Regions from separate parts of the Homo sapiens genome. Here region 1 is linked to region 2. Evidence: chromatin contacts called from ENCODE Hi-C or POLR2A ChIA-PET data. All regions are on one chromosome and are shown on one strand. The core of a region is the stretch at or near the end of the contact, and the rest is flanking DNA. Distances in the headings are between cores, read along the strand shown. Region 1 holds the start of LOC105371372 (a long non-coding RNA gene). Region 2 has its middle 35 kb from the start of HSBP1.

Region 1 (7,052 bases), core at 95-2,594, 83 kb after region 2:
TGCCTCCCAGGCAATGCCCACTCTGCCTCCAAAGTTCATCCATCGTCCTCTCCTCAGGAAGATTTCCCTGGTGGCTTGACTAGGTCACAGTCCCCCTTTATTTGCCGTCTTCTCACTGGGGCCTCTCCTTCCTGGTAGCTTCTAAACAAGGCAGTTTCATGTGTGTATCTCCACTAGACTAGACGCTCTCTGAGGGCAGGGACCCTGCTTCGCTTCTGGCCCGAGGTGGCTGCAGGGTCTGCAAGATCATCAGGGCCCCCTCCAATGTGACACTTGCAGAGGGGACCCCTGGCCTGGGGCCACGCTGGTTACTTGGGTACACTCCTTGCCCAGGGTTCCACAGCCCCTTAAAGGCAGGGTCTTTCTGGCCACGCCTGGCCCTGGTCTGGCCTCCCCAAGGAGCCCTGCCGCTGGGGGTGCTGTGTGGGAACAGAGCACAGGCCCTCCCTCCCAGAGCCCACGAGATCTCACTTTCTCCAAGCCCAGCTCCCCAAGGACTCAGACCCCAGTTGCCCTGCACTGAACGCTGGCTTGCCCTAGCTCACTCGGACCCCACCCTGCACTGGGAAGGAGGGTCCCTGTCCCCGTTTGACGGGTGACGACACTGAGGCCCAGAGAGCTGAAGGGGCTGGCCGAGGGGACGGGCTTGGGCGCTTCCATTCTCACACTGCTGCCGTGACACCTAATCCATCCGGGGAAGTTCCCTTTAAACCCAAAAGGGGACGGTGAAGCCACACGCGGCCGCCCTTCTCAGGAGCCCACTTCCACCTCTCGCAGGCTAGACAGCGTTCCCCAAGTCCCCCCTTGAGCTGGGTGGGCTGCCCAGCTGTGAACACAAGGACACCTCCGATTTCGTCCTGTGAATGTTGATATTAGTGGTCCCTTCCTTCAGGGGCTGTGGGGATCTCAAAAGATAAGGCAGGTCTGGAGTCCTGCGCGGTACCTGCCGCATGGCAGGCTCTTTACGGACAGCGCAGGGACGCACTTTGATGCTGAAAATGAGTCTCTGGGACAGATGGATCCCAGTCTGGGTCCTCGCAAGCGCTGTGCACCCCGTCGCCGCGAGATGGCGGTGTTGCGCCCCTCCAGCCTCCTCTGCTCTGCGCTTGGGCGCTGAATGTTAAAATTCCTAACAGGTGAATCGCTTGAATCCGGGAGGCGGAGGTTGCAGTTGGCCGAGATGGCGCCACTCACTCCAGCCTGGCGACAGAGCGAGACTACGTCTCAAAAAAAAATAAAAATAAAAAAATAAAATCCTAACAGGTAGCATACCTGCACTCGGAACTTGCACAGCCGCTCCCCACTCTCTCACAGGGATTAGGTAACGATACTCAGAGCTAGAGCAGGCATTTGGGACTGCCCAAACCAGCTGCTCTTCCTGCTTTCTGAAGCTTCCCCGGGGGAATCTTCTGGCTCCCAGTCCGAGCCTCCTGTGGTCAGCTCCTCCTTGCCCAGTCGTCGTTTGCAGTACAGCAGGGGCGTGGTCATTTGCAAATGTCCCAGAGGGCCCCCTCCAGTCGCTTCACATCGGTCTCAAGTCGGGCTGACTGAGGGCATGACTTTCTGTCTCAGGCATGGAGCCCAGATCACAGATCGAAACTCCGCTAAATCTAGAGGCCACGGGTCCCAAACACCAGTCATTTGCTGAGCACTGTCGCAATTTTTTTATATCCCTCCCATCAATACAAGCTGGATTTTTTTATTAAGTAGAAGCTAAAAGTAAAAAGTAATATAAAAACAAAACAGCATTAAACTTCAGTTAGATACATTTGCTTTCTCTCTTCAAAAAAATCGGGGTTGGCGGGGGAGGATTAATAAATGTTAAGGTTTTTTAAACGTATATTACCAAACAGACTTTCTCTTTGAGGACTCAGAAAGTCCTCAAAAGACTCATAAAGGAGCAAGAATTGGAAAAGGATTAAATGAGATTATTGCTTCGTCCAGGAGCCACCAGATTATCACACATCTCACACCCTGGGCAATCCTTTGAAGAATTTTGCCTCTAGACATGCAAAGTGCACTTTGCCCTGGGTTTATCTAAGTCCTGCGCTGTCGCCCAGGCTGGAGTGCAATGGGGCCATCTTGGCTCACTTCAACCTCTGCCTCCCAGGTTCAAGCAATTCTCCTGCCTCCGCCTCCTGAGTAGCTGGGACTACAAGCACACACCACCATGCCTGGCTAATTTTTTGTGTGTTTGTAATAGAGCCAGGGTTTCATCATGTTGGCCAGGCTGGTCTCGAACTCCTGACCTCAAGTGATCCACCCGCCTTGGCCTCCCAAAATGCTGGGATTACAGGTGTGAGCCACCACGCCCGACTCTTAGAGATGTGTTCTGGAAACCCCAGTGATAAGCACTGGGACCAGAAGGAGAAGCTACATGCAGGTAGAAGCCAGACCTTGGCGTCCTGGGAGGAGGAACTTCCCTATGTGACCAGGAGTTGGGGCACCCCAGCAGAACCTGGCCTCTGCTTGGCACAGTGGCATTGGGGACCAGCCAAATCCTGCAGGCCTTCCAGAGCTCCAAAATACTTATTAAGCTTTCACTTAAAATCTCATTTGTAACTGCACTGGAAGTGGCCAATTCACAAGTGTGATGCATCAGAGATTAGCACGTTGGAACCACCAACATGTCACCTTGTGGTGTGAGGTCATCTCGACTTCGTAAGCCCTCAGCATACCCAGGCTTCTCCCAAAATCTGTGAGTTGCAGCAGCCACAGAGAGAACAGTCTGAAACTCTTATAATTTGCAGCTTTTTATCTGTATGAATCAGAGCTCCTGCCCATTCCTGTGCAAGCACAGACACAGGCTGGCTTAGAAACCAGCAGTGGACATAAACCTCTGCTGCCCAAGTGTTGCAATCCTCAAAGCAGCCTTGTGGTTGAAAGTGGAGATTTTTACCCACGACCTCAGGATCATGAAGGCAGCACCTATGGTAAAGCAGTCGATTGCCAAACCTCTTCTGAAAGGAATGTGGGGCTTTCACAACAATAATCGGCACTGGCCTTAGACCCAGGCAGGAGGGCACCTGCCACAGACCCCACGCTTGAGAGGCCCTTACGTGTCGCAGACCCACACGCAGGACTCCTATGTCCCTGGGATACAGCACTCAGTGTTGGCCCGGACTTAGCGTCCACTCTCGCACAACCACCCCCCAAGCCTCGAAGAAACACTGTCTGCGTCTCCCGCTTGACAACTTGGAAACAAAAGGCCACTTCATCTAAATGCTGTAAAGGCAGGTAGGTTGTGCATCACCAACAGAGACAGACATTGCACTGGAGTAGAGGCAGGGTCTGAGAGGTGGAAGAGCTGAGGTGAGACAAGAGGTGCAGTCATTGAATTGTCTGGTCCTTCCTCTCTGATAGCAGGAGTCCAAGAGCCTCTTGCCTGACAAAGTCCAGCTTGCCATGGTGCAGGTGTAATTTATGAATCTCACTCGACTGCATTCAGTTACTCATCCAGACGGTGCCAGCCCATCCATACGATGCACAGTCATCTCTGACATCTTGCTGACCCTTAGGCACATAAAAACATAGCTGTACCCAGTTTTTTTCCAACTGTATTGTTAGACAGGACAGAGGCTAGAAAATATTTTATTAGGACCCAGAGATGGGTCCTGAGCCTGGCATCGTCACTTATGAGCTGTGTGGCCATTACTAAATTTACAATAAGTAAATGTGTCCATTTTGGCTGGGCGTGGTGGCTCATGCCTTAATCCCAGCACTTTGGGAGGCCAAAGCAGGAGGATCACTTGAGCCCAGGAGCTGGAGACCAGCCTGGGCAACATAACGAGACCCCCATCTCTACGAAAAATAAAAATAATATTAGCTAGATGTGGCAGTGAGCACCTGTAGTCCCAGCTACTTGGGAGGCTGAAGTGGGAGGATTGCTTGGGTCCAGGTGGTCGAGTCGACAGTGAGCTATGATCGTGCCACTGCACTCCAGCCTGGGTGACAGAATGAGACCCTGTCTCAAAAAAATAAGTAAATGTATTCATTTTAATGTATAAAAACAATGTAAACCAGTAAAATTAATTTTTTATGTAAAATTTTTCATCTTGGCCTTCAAATGAGGTGTTTGTTGTTAAAACGCTTCTGTGGTCATTTGGTAAACAGAGTTTGAAACTTGAGCAAGACGATTAGCAGGCTCTGCCGAACTGCGCTGCTGACGCTGCAGGCTGAGCTGCCTCCTCCCTGGCCCTCATGTTCATTCTCAGGTCGGCTGTCAGTGGCTGCTTGCAGTGGTGACAATGCTGCTGGGTGCTGCTGGCTGCAGGCACCTCTTGGAATGAGCTGTGATTTTTGTGTCTCCTTTTGCAGCTCCGACTGGAAAGCCTGCATCAACACAGAAGGACACTTGCTCCTTCTGATCTGCAAAGGCCCAGGTGCCCACAGGCCTGGCCCCGGGGCTGTTCCCACAGCTGGCATGGACGACCCTCTGAACATTTCTGATGTCATCTGCCTTATCTTCCTAGGGTCTGTGCTGTCCTTAAGCAGCAGCGCTATTCACCCTGGGATCTGGGGCAAAGTGCCGGTGTCCACATGAGGAGGGGTAGGAGGTGTCCCTGGGGGTGGGGAAGCAGTGCTGGGTGGACATCGCTGCCCAGAGGAAGCGGTGGACAGACGGGTGTGCATTTCTCCTCCCTCGCAGCGGCTGCCCATGCAAGGGCAGCTCTTAGGAGAATAACCACGGGCAGACAATGAATTATGGGCAGAAATATGGTGGTGAGGGGGTCTCACCCCTCAAGGAGGGTCCCACCCAGAGCTCCCCACAAGGCCAGCAGCCTCCTGAGCCTCATTCTCCTGGTGGAAGGCTCCGAGCTGACCAAGCCCTGACCTGATTCTGAATGTGTCGAGCGGTGGAGGAGTGTCAGTCCAGCAGGGGAGTTCCACGGAGAATTTCCTCCCTTACGGGAAATGGGATGGAGGCAGGACAAGTAGAAACCTCTGTCCCCACAGCCAGCAGGGCCGCCTGGGAGGAGGCACAGGGAGGGTACCGAGGTTGGTAGAAACCTCCATCCCCAGGGCTCCCACATCCTCACAGCCAGCAGGGCCACCTGGGAGGAGGCACAGGGAGGGCACCGAGGTTGGTAGAAACCTCCATCCCCAGGGCTCCCACATCCTCACAGCCAGCAGGGCTGCCTGGGAGGAGGCACCGGGTGGGCACCGAGGTTGGTCTGGGTTTGAGCCCTGCGCCAGCACCTGCTTGCGTGTGACCGTGGGAAAGGCACATCCTTCAGCAGTTGTTTACTGAGCACCTACCGTGTGCAGGGCCCTGTGTACCCATCATCACAGCAACCCAACCTGCCCCTTGGGCACACCTTGGCAAGATGTGCCCCTTTTCCAGGTGCTATCACCGAGGCTGCAGTTGCTCCGGAGGAGCTGCAGCAGAGGACGGGAGCGGGGCCGGCTGGGCCCTCAGGCAGAGCCACCCTGAGGCTGCCCACCACTGACCGGGCACCCCAGCAAGCCCAGGGCAGGACTTTGTGATGCGACAAACGGCCCAGCCTGGCCTCTTGTCCCCCAGCTCCCCTGTTACCACGTCGGGGGGGTGTCCCCTGGGGGAGGGCCAACCCCAGTGTGTCCACTCCTCCCCGGCCAAACTGGTCACCTCTGTCACCTCTGCTGCACCCGGCCCCTTCGTTGTCAGGTAAGGAGGGCCTGGAGCAGGGAGGGGCAGGGGCTGCTCCAGGAAGGGGTGAGGTGTGCTGGGGGGCCTGGTAGGGCCAGGCAGGAGGAGGGGCTCCTGGGCGGTGGCCCTGGAGGCAGGAGGCTCAGCTTGTGGACTCTGGGGTGCAGGTGGCCTGGGTGGGAACCTGGTGCTGTTGCTTGCCCGTCGTGTGATCTTGGGACAGTGCCATAACCTGTGAGCTGCCATCTCCCTGGCAGTAAAATGGCTCCTCGGGTCTCTTCCTCGCAGGGGTCCTGGGAGGTGAAGTGAGCCCCTCCACGGGAGGCCCTGGCACTCGCCCCACGTGCAGACCGCGCTCGATACACATCGCCCATAGTCATCAGGCCCCGGAACCGACCGCCACTCATGCCTATCTCAGCCAGGCTTGGGCGCTGTCCTCTGGTCACCAGCCCCTCGTTGATTCCCCACCCACTGCCATGCTGGGGCCTGGCCCCTTCATCCTGGTGGATGGGGGAGAGCGGACAGCAGGAGCAGGTCTCCCCAGCATGCCTCTTTGCGTCTACATCCTGTCATTCTCAGCTGGCTGTGGGTGGCACTCACCTGGGGGAGGCTTGGGTCCCCGGCAGAGGCCTAGCATTAGGTTTTCTGACCCTGAGTCTCATCTGTGAACGAGCTTGCCCAGGGGACTCTGTGTGCCCCACAGTGTGTGACTCAGAGAATAAACTACAGGCCCTCCAAGGACGCCCATGGCCACCCCCAGCCTGTCCCACCACAGAACGGCAGATGCTGCAGCCTCACCGGGCTTTTGGTTCCCGTGTTCAAGACCATCCCCTTCTCTGTCCAGCGAGCTCCATTCAGGGCTGAGCAAGAATGGCCTCCAGGATCCCACAAGGAAAGGCGGGGCTGCGGTTTGAACCCAGATCTCTCCAGACTGTTCCACTACAACCCATGGCTGCCCATGAGAACCACCTGGAAAGCTTTGGACAACACCGAAACCCAGTTCCCAACCCCAGACCGCAAGTAGAGTCCCTGGTCAGGGGCCCCACCCAGCCCTGTGATCCCAGCTCCACCAGCAGAGGCAGCAGATCGGGGGTCCAGGGCCTCAGTGCACTCCCATCCCCGTCGGGGTGCTCCGGCCCTGCTCCTCCACCCCTCAGCCCTGGCTCCCAGCACTCCAGACTCACACTTGGTTTTGGAGTCTTTGCCCAGGAGTAACCCCCAAACGTGTCCTGGTCCTTCCTACGGTGGCAGGCACTGGGGAACCCTCAGCTCTGAGTGTGGGAACACGTGCTGGGACTTATCGGCGTGGTAGGTCCAGCCAGGTTTGAAGTTGGACAGGCCCACTCCCTGGAGAGACACCTGGTCCCATGCACACACAAAGGCCACGGAGCCTGTTAGGTGGAGGCTCCTGGGGCCTCAGCTG
Region 2 (6,923 bases), core at 2,701-5,200:
TAATAATGGCTATTTCTGGGAAGCAGATTGCGAGTGTCTTTCCATTAGCATTATTATTCTTTGCACTTTTATACATTGTTCAATTTTTAAAAATACCATATATAGTTTTATGAATACTATAAAGTTGTCAACAAAAAGAGCCAAACTCTGTAAAATATTTAAAGAGGTTTATTCTGAGCCCAATATGAGTGACCAGGGCCTGAGACACAGTCTCAAGAGGTCGTAAGAACATGTGCCCAAGGTAGTTGGGCGACAACTTGATTTTATACATTTTAGGGGGACAGGAATTACAGGCAGACATCAATCAATGCATGTATACATTGGTTCCATCCAGAAAGGCGGGACAGCTCAAAGACCTGGGGGTGGGAGAGTGGGTTCCACGTCATAGGTGGATTCAAAGATTTTCTGATTGGCAATTGGTTGAAAGAGTTATTAGCTAAAGACCTGAAATCAGTAGAAAAGAGTGACTGGGTTAAGATAAGGGGTTGTGGAGACCAAGGTTCTTATTATGTAGATGAAGACTCCAGGTAGCAGGCTTCAGAGAGAATAGATGTTAAATGGCTCTTATCAGACCTAAGAAGGTGCTAGCCTCTTAGTTAATCTCTCCTGAATCAGGAAAAGTCCTGGAAAGGGAGGGGAATTCTCTAGAGAATGTAAAGACCACTTTACAGGGCCATTTCAGAATATCTCAAAAAATATATTTTGAGGTAAAATATTTCCGTTTCTTTCAGGGCCTGCCATCTGTCATGTGATGCTATACGAGAGTCAGGTTGGAATTTGGTATCTTCTGGCTACAAAGAGTCTGTTTGATCAGCCTTACAATCTCTGTTTTAATGTTAATGCTGGTCCATTGTGCCTGAATTCCAAAGGAAGGAGGGCATAAAAAGGCATGTCCAACCCCTGCTTCCCATCATGGCCTGAACTAGTTTTTCAGGTTTACTTTGGAATCCCCTTGGCTGAGAGGAGGGATCCATTCAGTCAGTCAGAGGGCTTAGAATTTTATTTTGGGGGCTGGGCGCAGTGGTTCATGCCTGTAATCCCAACACTTTGGGAGACCAAGGCAGGCAGATCACTTGAGGTCAGGACTTTGAGACCTGCCTGGCCAACATGGAGAAACCCTGTCTCTACTAAAAATACAAAATTAGCCGGGCATAGCGGCGCATGCCTGTAATCCCAGCTACTTGGGAGGCTGAGGCAGGAGAATCGCTTGAACCTAGGAGAGACGGAGGCTGCAGTGAGCCAAGATCGCGCCATTGTACTCCAGCTTGGGCAACAAGAGTGAAAAAAGAAAAAAAAAAAGGTTGTGGAGACCAAGGTTCTTATTATGTGGATGAAGCCCTCAGGTAGTAGGTTTCAGAGTCTCACTCCGTCGTCCAGGCTCGAGTGCAGTGGCTCAAACATAACTCACTGCAGCCTTGACCTCCTGGGCGCAAGTGATCCTCCCACCTCAGCCTCCCGAGTAGCTGAGAACACAGACATGCACCACTATCCTGGCTAATTTTATTTTATTTTATTTTATTTTTTTGTGGAGACCAGATCTCACTATGTTGCCCAGGATGATCCTAAACTCCTTGATTCAAGTGATCCTCCCGCCTCAGCCTCCCAAAGTGCTGGGATTACAGGCAAGAGCCTCAGCTCCACATGTAAATGTTTCTCGTCAGACTGAAAGCATCTGTTCTGTCCGTCTTAAGGTCTCTGTTCTAATGTTAATGCTGGTCAGCTGTACCTGAATCCCAAGGAGACGAAGGTATAGTGACACATGTCTAACAACCCATTCCCATCATGACCTGAACCAGTGTTTCAGGTTTACTTTAGAATGCCCTTGGCGTACAGGAAGGGTCTATCCAGTTGATCGGAAGGCTTACAACTTTATTTTTGACAGAGGCCATAAAAGACAAGATTGATGTAAAAATAAGCTGTTTGGCTGGGCGCAGTGGCTCACACCTGTAATCCCAACACTTTGGGAGGCCCAGGCGGGTGGATCACTTGAGATCAGGAGTTTGAGACCAGCCTGACCAATATGGTGAAACCCTGTCTCTACTAAAAAAAAAAAAACAAAAATTAGTCGAGTGTGGTGGCATGCACCTGTAGTCCCAGCTACTCAGTAGGCTGAGGCAGGAGAATCACTTGAACCCGGGTGGGGGCAGAGGTTGCAGTCAGCTGAGATCGCACCACCTGGGCAACAGAACAAGACTCTGTCTCAAAAAAAAAAAAAAAAAAAAAAAGAAGCTGTTCTGCCCAGAAACGTATACCATAAACACAGTAACATGACAAACTGTGAAAAAGGCCTGATTTCCTCAATATGAAGAGTGCTCCCATGTATGAATTGATAAGGCTCAGGACACACCACCCCAAAATATGAATCAAGGAGACCGCCATAGGCCACCCAAATATGCCTCTTTGTCATAAGGATTATTTTGACCTGGTTATTTTGAGAAACTGCAGACATAAAAGATCTGAAAAATTATCCTTTGTAAGAGAAATTGGTATTTGTAAAGGAAATCTCCATTTGAAAGGATGTCTCCCTCTAAGACTCTGAATCAGCGGAGAAGCCTTCAACTTAAATCTGCGCAAGCTCGCTTCTGCTTTCCAGGGCTTGTCCTGGCCTTCTCACCTTAAAGGGGCCTTTCCCCACCCTCCTTACTTTGTTTCAGCAAACAATGATATTTAAGCCTGAAGTTTATACTCTTTTTTTTTTAAGATCGACTCGTTTCTTTGGGTCATCTCCCACGTATACAGGAGGGATAAATGTTTTTAAATTTCTGTTTGTTTTCTCTTGTGCATCTGTCTTTTGTTATAGGGAGTCCCGGCTAAGAATTATGAAGGACAGAGAGAAAATTCTTTTTCCTACCCTGCAGAATCAATAAGACAGACTGACAACTGCGCAGAAAAATAAGCAAGGCTATCAACAGACAGTCCCCAGTAAAACAAAAACAAACACTCACTAGTCTTAAATAGATGAGAAGCTCAATCTCACTTGTGGAAAAAATGAAAATTATGCAAGAGCTTCCCTTTTCTATCTATCAGACTCTGGCAAGGGGAAGAGGCTTTAAGTGCCTGCATGAGGCGGCGCTTAGTGTTTATATTTACTGTGTACTCTTAAGTCTTAGGGCCTTTTTGAATTTTATACCATGGGCATGTTTTGCCTTTTCAAAAATAAAGGTGTTTTAAGTGCAAGTATGCAGAAGTCCTAAGCAAAAGGGTTTGAAATGGAGAAGTTGCAGGTATTACCTCTTCTCCCATGGGGGCAGCTGCTCATTCACTCATGTCACTGACACTCCCTGAGCAACTGCAGTGCCTGGCATTGTTCTGGGCCCCGGGAAACGGCTGTGAAAAAGGCAAAGTCCCCAGCCTGGTGGCCCTCGTGTTCTGGCAGCGGGAGACAGACAATAAAGAAACGAGTCCCTATATGGTCTGTAGGTTATGACAGGTGACATCGAGGACTGGTAGGGAGGGGAGGTGAGGAGCACTGGGAGGGAGCTGGGTAGACTTTGCATGCTTTTTTTTTAGCATAGGTTGCTCAAGAAAGTCCTGAGCAAGACAGTGACATTTAAGCTGAGTCCTCAAAGAAATGGGGGAACCAGGCTGGGCGCGGTGGCTCACGCCTGTAATCCCAGCACTTTGGGAGGCCGAGGTGGGCGGATCACCTGAGGTCGGGAATTTGAGACCAGCCTGACCAACATGGAGAAATACCATCTCTACTAATAATACAAAATTAGCTGGGCGTGGTGGTGCCTGCCTGTAATCCCAGCTAGTTGGAAGTCTGAGGCAGGAGAATCGCTTGAACCTGGGAGGCGGAGGTTGCAGTGAGCCGAGATTGCGCCACTGCACTTCAGCCTGGGCGACAAGGGCAAAACTCCACCAAAAGAAGGAAAGGAAAGGAGGAAGGAGGGAGGAGGGAGGGGCCAGTCATGGAGCTATCTGGCCAAGGGGAAGCTGTTCTAAAGAGAGGAACCGCACATGCAAAGACGCAGCCACAGAGGTGAGGCTGGTATGCACCAGTAGCAGCAGGAAGGCCTGCCATGCCGCGATGCATGAGTAGGAGGGAAAAGGGGAGGAGGAGAGACCGAAGAGACAGTGCTGGGCCAAACAGAGTGGGATTTTGTACATCACTCCAGGGTCAGGGGGAAGCAGGGTCATGCCGTGGTGCAGTGCCCAGCACAGAACCCTGCACCTCTGTAAATGACTATTGGATTTGAATTTCAAATGCAACACCTCATCGTGTTAAGGGAAAACTCCCTTTACTATTTTTCCACTATTTTATGAAAACAGAGTGTTGAATCATGTTTTAAAATTGTCTGTTTCAATTATTAAAGCCTTTAAATATTTTCTCTTATTCCACGATAAATTACCTTAAGAACAAAGCTTATTTGGCCTTGGTGACTTTTCTTTAATGAGTTGTTTTATGCTGGTTGGTAAAATTTTATGAAGGACTTCTGCATCTATCATTACAAGTGCTATTGGTCTGTAATATTTTTGAGAAATGGGATTTTTCATGGTTCTAGGATACTCCATTTTAATAGGGTACCATAATCATCTAAGTTTCTGGGATTGAATACTAGAGAAGGGATTGCCTTAATTGTCTGTCTCTCTCTCTCTCCCTTTCACTCTCGTGTGTGAGTGCACGCGCATACACACACAAATGGGATCAAAAAATACATATATTTAAGACATAGATATATAGTGGGATTCAGATTTCTGTACCTGACCACCCACTTCCTCATATTCTGTAGAATTCATCTGGTCTCTCCCAAGGCCCCGTCTCAGGGATCATGGAACAAACTGCCTTTTGTCCCAGCTGCTGAATCAGGTCACACACAGCTGGCCGCTGGCCGTGCTCAGCCTCTCTCAGTTCCGTCTCTGCTTGCCCACCCCTCCCTGAGATGCGGTCTGGGTGTTTGGGAGACCAGGGGCCCCCATGGTACCCCTGACAGCAGAGGGAAGCACTTCTCAGGTCCAGGCGGTGACCATGATGCGGTGCCGAGAGCCCCGTGGGCCTCCATCGTGTGAACTGGGGGCTGGGGTAAGCTCCCGAGATGGGTTTGTTTGGGACCCAAGAGACCCCATGGCTGCCTCAGTCTCACCTCAGCCCTCTCCAAACTGAAGTCTCTTGTGAGTCTCCACCACGTCCTCCATTTGCTTCCCTGTCCCAGACCAGCCTATACCCAGCCTCTGCCTAAGGGTCACCTTGACCCTTTCTACCTGGGAACCAAGAGGAGACCAGTGAAGCCAGGATCAGGTACGCCGAGTAATCCCTGCCTCCTTCAGAGAAGTGTCCTCCCCTGTCCCCGAGCCCGGTGCCCAGACACTTCTGCCTGTGGCTTCCAGTTGAGTTTGGCCAATGGTCAGCACCAGCTGAAGGCAAAAAGGAGGGAGAACAGGGCCTTCGGTTCTGTCCTCATTTTCTGATTCCCCCACTGTTGGGTCCTCTCCCCAGGGCCCAGCACCTATCGGGAGCCTGTCTGCCCAGCACCACCCGCCACTCTCAGGCCTGGGAGCAGCAGTGGCTCCTGCCTTTGCTGGCCCTAGGCCCTGTGGCCCCCTGCAGCCTTCTCTTGCTCTGCCCACGCACGGTCAAGTTCCCAGTTGGTATGAGCCATCGGTTTCCTGCCAGGGGCCTGCTGGATATGCGAGGCCTCCCCTCCTAGTCTCACTCCATTACTGACTTCTCCCTGATGCTGAAGCGGTGTCCTTGTCTGGGGTAATCCCTGAGTATCCTTGCCTCATGCCAAGAAAATTAAGGACATGGACACACACAAGGAGGTTCAGGCCGGGCATGGTAGCTCACAGCTGTAATCCCAGCACTTTGGGAGGCCGAGGCAGGCGGATCACTTGAGGTCAGGAGTTTGAGACCAGCCTGGCCAACATGGTGAAACCCCAACTCTACTAAAAATACAAAAATTTGCCAGGTGTGGTGGTGCACACCTGTAATCCCAGCTACTCGGGAGGCTGAGGCACAAGAATCACTTGAACCCAGGAGGCGGAGGTTGCAGTGAGCCGAGATGGCACCGCTGCACTCCACCCTGGGCGACAGAGCGAGACTCTGTCTCAACAACAACAACAACAACAAAGAGTGGAGGTTTAATAGGCAAAAGAAAGAGAAAGGAGAACAGCTCTCTCCCTTGCAAAAGAGAAGGGCACCAGAATGGGACTTCTGGCCTGCAGCAGAATGCAGCAGATTTTATAGACAGGCTTGAGGAGGGGGTGTCTGATTTACAGAGGGCCCACAGATTGGTTGGACCAGGTGTGATGTTTACACAGCATTTGGGGAAGCTGCCCATCCCACTCTAATCTTATTAAGCAAATTGGCTTTCCACTTGGTGGGTGCCATATTGTCTGCTCCTTACTGTACACTTGGCTGGCAAAGGGAAGGGAAGACGGAGCCGCCATGTTGGACATGCGTAGACCCAGGTAACCCCTTTCCTACTGGCACAGCTACCGGCATGCACCATGCCAGGTTCTAGCCTGCCTTTCTATGTGTGCAGCTCGATTTTATAAGCTGCTGTTTGTTAGAAAAGAAATGATTTGGGGGCTGCTGCTTTTAATTAAAAGAAAAACCTTACTAAGGACATCCTTACCCTTCCTTAGTATCTGCCTAAATAATTTTTTTTTTTTTTTTTTTTTTTGGTGGAATCTCACTCTGTCACCCAGGCTGGAATGCAGTGGCATGATCTCAACTCACTGCAACTTCCACCTCCCCAGTTCAAGCAATTCTCCTGCCTCTGCCTCCCGAATAGCTGGGATTACATGTGCCCGCCACCACACCCGGCTAATTTTTGTATTTTTAGTAGAGACAGGGTTTCACTACGTTGACCGGGCTGGTCTCGAACTCCTGACCTCAAGTGATCCGCCCACCTCCGCCTCCCAAAATTCTGGGATTATGGGTGTGAGCCACCGTGCCCAGCCAATAATTTCTTCTTAAA

What was found. Hi-C counts contacts between places; a loop is a spot of excess contacts on that map. ChIA-PET counts read pairs that join two places held with the same protein, here RNA polymerase II (POLR2A).
Region 1: a loop to region 2 is called in a map of endothelial cell of hepatic sinusoid, with 7 times the contacts of the local background. The contact joins two enhancer-like sites. A Hi-C loop is called at or near these places in 2 of 168 maps with a recorded cell type or tissue (endothelial cell of hepatic sinusoid and heart right ventricle). POLR2A ChIA-PET finds 5 or more read pairs at or near these places in 3 of 52 experiments (PC-9, WTC11 and activated T-cell).

What each region holds. Positions count from the first base shown.
Region 1 is chr16:83,925,772-83,932,823 of GRCh38, forward strand. MLYCD (malonyl-CoA decarboxylase) reads left to right here. Exons shown (of 5, transcript NM_012213.3): 5 at 1-1,260. It overlaps LOC105371372 (a long non-coding RNA gene), which reads right to left and starts at 5,438. Exons shown (of 2, transcript XR_007065147.1): 1 at 4,835-5,438; 2 at 1-4,332. Within about 2 kb of position 1,345, at least 12 of the 41 ENCODE cell types and tissues checked have a DNase peak (open chromatin) inside an H3K27ac peak, as active enhancers do.
Region 2 is chr16:83,839,926-83,846,848 of GRCh38, forward strand. No RefSeq gene overlaps it. Among named protein-coding and RNA genes, the nearest start is that of HSBP1, 35 kb to the left of the region's middle. RefSeq lists enhancers at 447-1,094, 1,095-1,742, 1,743-2,389, 6,367-6,868, 6,869-6,923. Within about 2 kb of position 3,951, at least 5 of the 41 ENCODE cell types and tissues checked have a DNase peak (open chromatin) inside an H3K27ac peak, as active enhancers do.